Linked DNA regions of Mus musculus: region 2 is linked to region 1. Evidence: chromatin loops called from intact Hi-C (ENCODE). Cell type or tissue: gastrocnemius. All regions are shown on one strand. Region 1 has its middle 5.5 kb from the start of Gm46444. Region 2 overlaps Kcnma1 (potassium large conductance calcium-activated channel, subfamily M, alpha member 1).

Region 1 (5,000 bases):
CCTCAGCAGCAGCCATTCTGCCACAGGCCTTGTGAGCATCCTATTTTCAGGAGGTGTTTGTGCTCATTGTTCTAAATTATCTGGATAAGTGTATGATTAGGGTACATACAGTGCTGCTTGTGGTTGCTCTAGGCCCTCCTCAAGCACCCGTCCATTACCATGCTGGCTCCAATACCCTGCATGGGTCCCAGAAGATGATGTTACAGGAAAACAACTTTAAACATGGCAATGATTTAATAAGAATTCAGCATGAAATGGTTCAGATACATTCTTGAGTGTGTGTGTGTGTGTGTGTGTGTGTGTGTGTGTGTATGTGCACTCGCGCGTGCATGCAGCATTTTCCTGTGTTTGATGATCTCAGAGCCAGGCCCTCAAAACTGCAACTAGAGTTGGGTAATTACATAATCCCAGAGGTGGTTCCACAGTCCAATAAAAATTTGGTCATAAAAATAATTAGATTGCAGGCTATTTAAAAATGTGGTCCCAAGGGCACAGCCACAGACTATTCTCTGCCTGCCTTCAGAGGGAGGATTCAAAGTTGAGAACAAGCTGAGAAGAAAAAAACAGTATTGAATTAGGGATAGAGATAGCAGAATCCATGTCTGGGATGTAAGCCTATTACTGGCGGGGTTTACTGAATCTTCTTTAAAGATTCAGTGGGGCTGTGAACTGCACTGGGCGCACGGTTCCCTAGTGGAGCCCTTGTTGGGCTTGTCTCTCACAAGAGTTTACACGTGTGAGCAGAGATCAGGTACCTGGCATGCTAATGGTTCCTCAAGAGGAAAGCTTTGGGATGTCTTCTGGAAGCAGAAGGGCCAGTTTGTTTCAGGACAAATGCCTCTGTCGTGCTGTCTTCACCTCAGCCAACTTCCCACAGCTGGACTGGCATAGGTGTAGCTTTAAGGGTAGAAGAAAAGGATGTGCTTTTTTTTGGGGGGGGGGGCCCAAAGTCAGCAGCTGAAGTATCCTGAAATGTCATCTTTCCCTGGAGCAGGACTCTCCCTCCCCCCAAGATGAGGATGAAAAAATCACTGTCTAGCCAGGCGGTCTAAATCAAGTCTCCTGTAAGGAAGAAACTTCCTGATGAGATTTTTTCGGGGGCAAGTTGGCTTTTCCTCTTGGTGACAGATATCTTCAGACTCAATGATGTGTTCTACAAAGATGTCAACTTTAACTCTGTAATAGGACAAACCAACTCTTTTTCTTTCTCCAGCCTCCCTGGACAGCAAATATTTCAACCTCTAGACACCAAAATGTGTATTGATTTTTCTGCCCTTATACCAAGCAGATCTCCGACCCTAACTGAGTGTGCTGTAGTTCAATTCAGTTCTGACACTGTTTGGAGTTAGAATTATATCTACCGGCTCCCATTTCAGCCCTGTCCCCCAGAACGGCCCTGCTTCAGATACCACCAGATAACAGTTGCTTGACCCATGTTATGACCTCTGTCACTGGCCCACTGGCTACAGATTTGGTGGTTCCAAAGCCTCTCTGTGAGTTCAGTACTTGGCTTGACACCTCACAGTATTCAGGGATGTGCCTTTTAGTTTTCCACTTATTATAAAGGACCTTGATATAAGGAACAAAAGGAAAAAGAAAAAAAAAAAAAAAAGAAAGGAAGGAAGAAAGAAAGAGCTCCCAGATGGAGGAGATGCACATGGAAGGACAAGACATGGGGATTGGGACATGGAGACATGTGGTATAGAATTCCAGAGTCTCTCACAATAGAAGTGCCACCTGCCAGTCACCTCCTAGTGTTCAGCAATGTGGAAGCTTTGTGAACCTGGAGGCCTCATGTGAAAAGCACAAATGGCTAAATCACTGGACAATGGAGACCCAGCAGGTCCAGCGGGCTTCTTCCTGGAGGTCAGGGAGTGGAGTTGAAACTGCCCACCTTCTAACTACGTGGTTACTTCCCTTGGCAATCAGCCAGCCGCTAAGGCTTCCCAGGAGCCCCTAGCCACCATTCATCTCATTAGCATACAAAAGGGCTTCATTTTGGAGAAGGTGGAATAGGAGCCAGGAAACCACTTTGGGGATGGACTATCTATTTCTTATTGTCAACAATATTCTCAAAGGCTATGATGGAGGCAGGAAGGACTCTGATTAAACAAGACATTCTATCTGCATATTGGGAATCCTGACTCCCTCTGTTCCTGTTCTGATCTGTCACTAAGGCTCAGAGGTCCCCCAGGGTAGAGGACATGGTTCCTATTGGCTTGTGCTGGGGGCCATTTCTCTTTCCTCTGGCAGCCTTCAGCAAACCCCTCAGCACAATGCTGAGGCTGTGACGTCAAAGGTTCTTGATCTTGTTCCCCTCCAGCTCCTGGCATCTCTCTCAGGGAATATGCCTCTTAGAGATGGGAAGCGAAACGGCTGCACACAGACACCATTCCTCCTGCCGCTTAGCACTGGGAAAACGCTTATGGTGATCCTGTCCGATTGCAGCAGTGCTCGGTAATACCTCCAGTTTCTTCCTTGTGTCCCACTGCAGGCTATCCAGACAAATCGAATCCCACAGAGGCTCCTGGTTGTGCTGCTTCCTGGAGATGCAGTTCGATCATCTGTGTTTCTCTGGTCTGGGACCAGGAATGCTGAGCTGGGTTACTACAAGCATAGACGTCAGATGAGTACAGATGTGGCAAACTGGCTGGGAGGACCAATTGGTGTTCTCTCCCAGTTCTTTCTGCTCATTCAGTGCAGCTGCATTGCTGTCAAAGCTGCAGGGAAGGCAGAGGCTGCTGGGAGCGGCCCAAGAATAAGTAGCAGTGTTGACAAGGCTAGGTCCTAAGCCTTTGTCCTCCCATTTCCCTGCAGTCCTGGAATTCAAGTTTCCCAACGCTGTTTCAAACAAGTCCGGAGTCCCTTTAAAAAATGTGTTACATTCTTTTAATTATTTTTAGTTAGGGTTTTACATCATCCATCCAGAAAAGGATGAAGGTCCTATGTATGTCTACCAAACACAGCATATTAAGTTGCAGTAAGACTTGGCACCTCCCCTTGTATTAAGGTGAAAAGGGTAGCCCAGTACGAGGACAAAGGTCCCCAAAGCTGACAGAAGAGTCAGAGACAGCCCCTGCTCCTACAACAAGTCTGAGCTGAGCAACTGTAGACATCAAGGCAGAGGATCCACGTCAGACCCATGCAGACACTCTGATTATCAGTTCAGTCTTTGTGAGCCCCTATGAGCCCCAGGCTAGTTGGTTCTGTGGGGTTTCTTGTGGTGTCCTTGGGAAGAGGGGGTCCTTTTGGTTTTGAATATTGTTTAGCAGCTTCTTCATGCAAGATCCCAGCAGCATCAATAACATGGCAAGCAAAAATATCTCCACAGGTGGCCAGGTCGGAACCCGGCTGAGAACCACTGCTCTGACGCTCTGACAGGATGCTCACATCCGTTGTGGACAGGAGTTTAGCTTTTTCTCTTGGTCCTTCCACCACACATGCTTTCTTCCTCCTGTCCTTGATCAGAAAAGTATCACCTTCCTTCCACTGAGACCTTCTCTCCTGGAACCCCTCTCTCTCATGTCCTCGCTTGCTGATGTCCCCTCCGGACCTTTGCTTCACTCTACCTCAGCATCCACAAGAAGGTTGACCTGAAGCCTCAACTGATGATTCTGTTTTGAGCTTCCAAGGATCCAGGACAAAACTTCATTCTAGCAAGCATCCCCAGGGACCAATTCAGTACATGGCATATAGCTACACCCAGGTGGCATTTCTTAATTGGTCCTGAACAGGAGACCTACATAGCTAAAAGCAGACTATGCAACGAGTGCTCTCTGAAGGGCTGGCACATCCTGGCCTGGATGGTTGACTGTGAATGGGCCTCAATCTTTCTGAACTGAGAAGAACAAGCCTGGGGCTAGGAAGATGCCTCAGTAGGGAAAGTGCATACTGCACACACAGGAGGGCCTGAAGCTGGATCCCTGGCATTCATGTGGAAGCTGAGCATCAGAATTGGATATCTTTAACCCCAGGCCTCAAGGGTGGGCAGAAAAAAGTGGATCCTGGGGCTTACTCTCCAGTCCAGCAAGAATGCTCTGTTTCAGGTTTACTGAGAGACCTTGCCTCAAAAAAAATCCCTTCTTTATGAAAAGTCATTACTTTGTAAGCTAATTAAAATATTAATTTAAAATGCTTGAACAGAGAAACCTTGCATGAGTGGATAATGCTCTCCCCCAAAGCTTAAGGTTATTTAAATGAAAATTCCAGTACCAGGTGTGGGGTGCCTCCTTACCAGCTGTTGGTTAGGAAGGCTCCAAAGGCCCCTAAAACATTACAGTGTCTTGCGTTGCCGCCAGAGATAGAGCATGAGACCCAATTGCTGAAGAGATCACATACTGTGGGTTACAGGCCATTAAATCAAGGTGGATCTGAGTTGGGAATTTTCTGCCTGTTGGCAAGCTTTCATAGTGCCAGAAGGTACTGTATGCAGCTGCACGTAGAGGAAAGTCATCAGCCGTCATACCTAGTGACGAACCACATGGACTTTAGTAATAACCAGCCTGGGAAGGCATAGCCAGCGGTGCAATGGTGGTATGACTGTCATGGGGGTAACGACCTGCTTTCTGTTTAGATTTGTAGTCCACTCTGCAGGAGAGAAATCATGCCTGGTCTGTAAGCTTGGTCAAGAGCACAACAGCTAGGGCTGGGGACATAGACACTAGAAAAGAACCTACTGCTGCTCTTTTTGCCAAATGGAGTGCAATCATACTGCCTTCTAACTACTTAGATGTATAGCCATAGATGGCCGCTGACCTCAGCCTTCATCAGAGGTTTCCCTCTGCAGTGGGTGGTCAGGGTGCAGAGAATAAGTACTTGCAGAGAGCTCGCTCAGTCCTATAACAGAGCACGTAGCTCACCCCCTTCAAGACTCAAAGACCATTGTGGAAGAGGTGCAGAAAGGATGTAAGAGCCAGCAGAAGGCCCAGAGTGCTGCAGAGCAACACTTTCTGATCACTCTGGAACCCACTGCAGCTGTGGTTACTTCCAACAGGATCTGC
Region 2 (5,000 bases), 350 kb after region 1:
AAGTGTGAGATGCTATGTTGGAAACCTAATGTCACAGGGGTGGTCTGGGAAAGGAAGCCTGGAGCCTGAGTTACCCTCAAGTGCACACCATTCACCATTAAACTGGCAAAGATTCACTGACAAACTAGTAACATTGGGACTTGTGGCTGGTGGGAATTATAAGCAGGTGAACTCCGTGGATTCCAGTGTCTCACTCTGTAGTTTCAGAAGTGAATGAATTGGGAGCCTTCCTTACAGATGTTTCAGGAGTATTCTTGAGTATCTAGAACTGCAATGGAAGCCACTCAAGGTGACACTATGGAAGGTTACCAGGGGCATGTGGCATGATTTGCGGTGGTGCCCTGACCTAGAGTTTGATGACACCATCTTATGTGATGAGAAGCTTGTGTCTCTATTTGAATTTTCCTGACTACAGGGGCATAGTTGCCTTGAAGGTCTACAAGTCATTACTGTCTTTCTCAACATGGAGAATCAGCCTCAAGCCCAAGGCTCTGTGTCTTGATGAGGCTACAGTCTAGAGATAGAATCTTACTGATTTGAGTTTTCTTCACTGCTGTATATTTGGGGTTATTCTCCAGTTATAGCAAGCAAGATGACCTGTCTATCTGATAGCAATAGAAAATTCCACTCAAAACAAAATTAGAAGGAAAATATTCTCCATGATTAAGTGTGCGGGAAGAAACTCATTGTAAGTGTGTTTTCGGGGTAGGAGGTGTGTGACATCTGGTAGGAGGCCATGATGGTCATGAGATTTTAGGGGGATAAGAGCTGATTTCTCCCTCAAGCTGTGAGCCTCAACAACTAACTGTCCCCAGTAGGGCACATTTCTAAGTAAGCACTTTGTATGCATCTTGTTTAATCATTGGGCAAGCACAATGAGATGTATATTGTACCAGTCACCTTATTTTCAAGGTAAACTTACTTTTCCAATGTCACATGACCATTGAGGAACAGAACCAGTGTGTACTCACAAGCAATGTGAGCTCTCATCCTGGCACTCCTCTGTCACCAGGACATAGGGCAGAAGCTGCTGGGAAGTGTGCTAAGAGAAGACCCAAGCCACTCCAGCTTGTTTCCATTGGCAACTTGAGAGAGTAGTGAGGGAAAAGAACAAAACTGTGTTAAAGGAAAGAGGGCCGTGGAGCTAGATCATTTGGCAAGCAAATGCTTGTCTTCCAAGTATGATAACCTGAGTCAAATCCCCAGAACCCACATAAAAAATGTTGGCTGTGATGCCATACACTCCCCCACCCCAGTGCTGAGAAGGTAGAGATGGGAAGATCCCTGAGACTCACTGGTCACCCTAATTGGCTAATGAAAGAGGTACAAAGTGTTCCTGAAGCCATTTCTACATGCAGGTGCTCATGCTTACACACACACACACACACACACACACACACACACACACACACACACGGAAAATTGTCCTGTAAGCATGCATGTGCACATATTTTTTTTTAACAAGAAGAAAGAAAAAGCTTCACACCACCTTATACTCAGGTGATTGAGCCCAAGACCAATCCCTGAGTGACATCCGATTCTTATCTCCATGTCAGTGTTCCCTCCCTCCTCCCTGCCTATTGAAAAATCAGTCCATTCCCTGGAATCCTCAGTGAACTCATTACATGGAGATGAAATTTTATTACTCTCTCCTGCACAGTCTGTATACCTAGAGCCCCTGGGCTTGGAAAACAGTTGGCTCAGGTATGCATCAACATTTATCTGTTGATAGGAATGCTTTTTTTTTTTAATCAACCATGTTCTCCCCTATTCACTATGTTGTAGATTGTAGAATATATACTTCCTATGAATACACTCATATTCAGCTAAGCCAAATGTATTTATTCCTTAATTTAAAAACTTTACTGAGTTAATTCCAAGACAGTCAGATTATTACTTAAATTGGTGGATCTTATTAAACCTCTGAGAACATAATTAACTCATTCATTCTACAAGTTGTTAAAGCATCCTGAAATTCATGATAAATGAGGCCACTTAAAACCAATTCATGAGACAGCAGGAACATATTCGGTATGCCATGCCTATTCTCTGATAGTGTGAGAAATAAATCAATGTTTATCATGAGCTATTATAATTCTAATTTAAGGATTCTTTAGAAGGCAATTACAGATGGTTGTGGGAAAATAATGCAGGTATTTCATTCAATTTTTCCCCTAGCATAACAGTATCTCCTGAAGGTTTCAGAACTGTGCCCAGTCTTTCAGATAAAAGTTTGGGTTGGTTCTGCTTTAATTTTAGCATCATAATATTCTTGTGTCAAGCTTAGCCCATTTTAAGGAATGACTAACTAAGGCTGTAGAGCTGGCTTCAAAATTAAGAGCACTTGTAGCCCTTAGAGAGGACCAGGTTTTGGTTCTTTGCACACATAGGTGGCTCACAAGCAAACATCTGTAACTGAAGAAGGGAGAACCCGATGCCCTCTTCTGGTCTCTGTGGGAACTACATGCATGTGTGTGTCATGATGTACACATTCAGCAAAAATACCCTCATGTCCCCTCTTTCTTCTGATCATGTCTGAAGATCAAGCACTATTTGCAAGCCACTAGGAATCTTTTTGGTTTTCTCCGGCCCTGTGAATCATGTTTCCTCTTATTATGTGGGCTCTGGTCATGCTGTCTTTTGTCCAAATTTCTAATATACTCTATTTTTTTTTTCTACACTAGGTTTGGCATGCACTGTTCTTTGTGTTTGTGTCTGCTGTTCCCTCTTTCTCCCATCTTTCTCTTTGCTTGGCCCCCAGTTCACACATTTCACCTACCCAGCACTTGCCAGTCAGCTACTCTGACTTCTCCCTCATTACCAACTCTGCTATCGGTCTGTTCTGCTCCACACTTCTTTCTTATTTGGGTTCAGACTTACACTGGGGTGGTTATTGAGTGAATCTCTAGTTCCCTCATTATAATAAGTTCCCCCAAAGTAGCTATTATTGATTTCCTTGTTACAGCTTTATCCCTGGTACCTTTCTTAGGATCCAGCACACAAGAAAGATTCACGTATTTGTGAAACACTAAGGGTTAAGGATTCTCTTGAGTGTGTCATGGCTGTCTTCTCCAATGTGAAGGATCCTTCTCTCAAACATCTTCCTTGAATTCTTAGCCAAATTACCTCTGCTTTTGAGTATGAGTGTGTCTGTACAACCAGTATATAAAGAATCTCTGGAATGTGCTTGACTTTCTCAGGAACCTGAAAGAGAATGGTGTCCTTGTCAAGCTGTCATGCCCAGCAGGCACCATATTGGTTAATAGTGGGGCCACTGAGGTTTCTTGTTGGCAGAAAATTGTTGGCTGCTGGCTGAAATGGAAATGAGTCCCCATTTGCTTCCCCTTCTTGTCCATTGAGAGTCACGTGGCTTAAAGTTCTAAGCAGACAATTTTGGGACTGGTGGAAGAGAAAATATGTGTGTTTTATGGAATATATTAGGTCAAGGAGAAAGATGGGCATCTATGGGTGGCAGAGACTGGGTAGGCATATACTCATCTTTTTCCATCCATCCATCATCAAAACTTAGAAAATAGAACCAACAAACTAGAAAAAGGCTGGGCTTTATATTTATATGAGGCCTGTGTGTTCCAAAGTTTCCAAGTTTTCCACTATGATTTCTTCCAGAAAGGAGCTGTGGTCATCACTGGTCTGACCTGGAAATTGGGATGCTCATCTTTCTAGACTAAAGAATGTATTTAGCTTCAGGGACTTAATGATGGTGCCATGTATATTTTTTAGTTACCCATTAGCTTTGTTGATACAGGCTGGAGGTTGATCAGGACCCCGCCAAGGCAGAACAGATAGATACACAGCTATCTCATAGAAGAAGCATCCTCGTGTTCTTCACCACACCTAGTCTACAAATAATCCCTTATCTGTTTAACCACAGGAACTTGAGCACCGTGATAGCTAGTGAGCCTATTCCCAGACCTGTTCTCTTACGACCTTGTACATTAAAGAGGAATAGGATGTAAGGTAATGGGGGAGGAGGAGGGGAATGGGAAGAAAGGCTAAGTGGTAGTAATTGAAAATAAGAGTGCAGTAAGGGCTTAAAAACAGAACAAGGGGCTTCCCTGCCTGCTCACCTGTGCCAGGGTCTCTCCTTGGGTACTGGCAATATAGTTTTGGATGCCCTTTCAACTGTTTCTATAGACATACTCACTCTGAATATCTATTGTAGATGAAATACATCCTCAGTACATATTATAGAGTATGTACTCTCCCGTGTCTGGCTTTTTTCTTGTAGTGTGATTTTTCAGTCTATCTGCACTATAGCAAGTATTAGTACTTCATTTCTTTGTGTTGCCCCTCAGATACTCATGCATATCCATGTGCCTGTGTGTGTGTGTGTGTGTGTGTGTGTGTGTGTGTGTGTGTGTATGTGTATGCACCTGGAACTACCTGCTTATATACAGCAGCCAGAAGAAAACATCAGGTGACCTGTTTTCTTACTCACTCTCTCCCTTATTTCCTTGAGACAGGGCCTCTACCTGAACTCAGAGCTCACCATTTTGGCTAGGCCTCCTGGCCAACAAGTTCCGTGTGTCTGGAATCTTCCTGGCTTCACCCCCAGTGCTGAAGCTACAGGCAGGTTATCAACTCCCTTTTTTAAGTACACCCAGGGGTCAAACCCAGGCTCCCATGTTTGCATGGCATATGCATTATTTACCCATTGAACAGTCTCCACTACTCATATACTCTTGACCCTTTAAAAAGTGTATATGGTTTCAGAGTGGTCAACATAGTCTGACATTCGTCAGTATTGTGCCTTACCGATTCTCTCTTGACCCTTTGAACAGTAGCTGTCTCTGGCCAAGTGTTTTTGTTATATTTCTGGATTCTGAGTATTCTATCCAACCCTACTATGTAGGATTGTATACAGTTAAACAGTGCACAAACATGCCAAGCTAAAGACACAAGAGAGGAAGGGACACAAATACCAAGTGGTAGGTAACAGAGAGGGACTGCCTTCCATCTGAAGGCTAGGCATAAGGCTT

What was found. Peaks named below come from ENCODE experiments on the same cell type or tissue, not always from the same donor. Only the 100,000 strongest peaks of a DNase experiment are listed, where the experiment ranks them.
Region 2: it touches region 1 in a loop (2.3-fold over the local background); 4 of 42 quality-filtered maps call a loop at or near these places.

Annotation. Positions count from the first base shown.
Region 1 is chr14:24,022,339-24,027,338 of GRCm38, reverse strand. No RefSeq gene overlaps it. Among named protein-coding and RNA genes, the nearest start is that of Gm46444, 5.5 kb to the right of the region's middle. In gastrocnemius, no CTCF peak of the experiment used is centred here; a DNase peak (open chromatin) is centred at 1,916.
Region 2 is chr14:23,677,018-23,682,017 of GRCm38, reverse strand. The region is part of intron 2 of Kcnma1 (potassium large conductance calcium-activated channel, subfamily M, alpha member 1); the gene reads left to right. Among named protein-coding and RNA genes, the nearest start is that of Gm51422, 29 kb to the right of the region's middle. In gastrocnemius, a CTCF peak has its summit at 2,456 (motif pointing left); no DNase peak of the experiment used is centred here.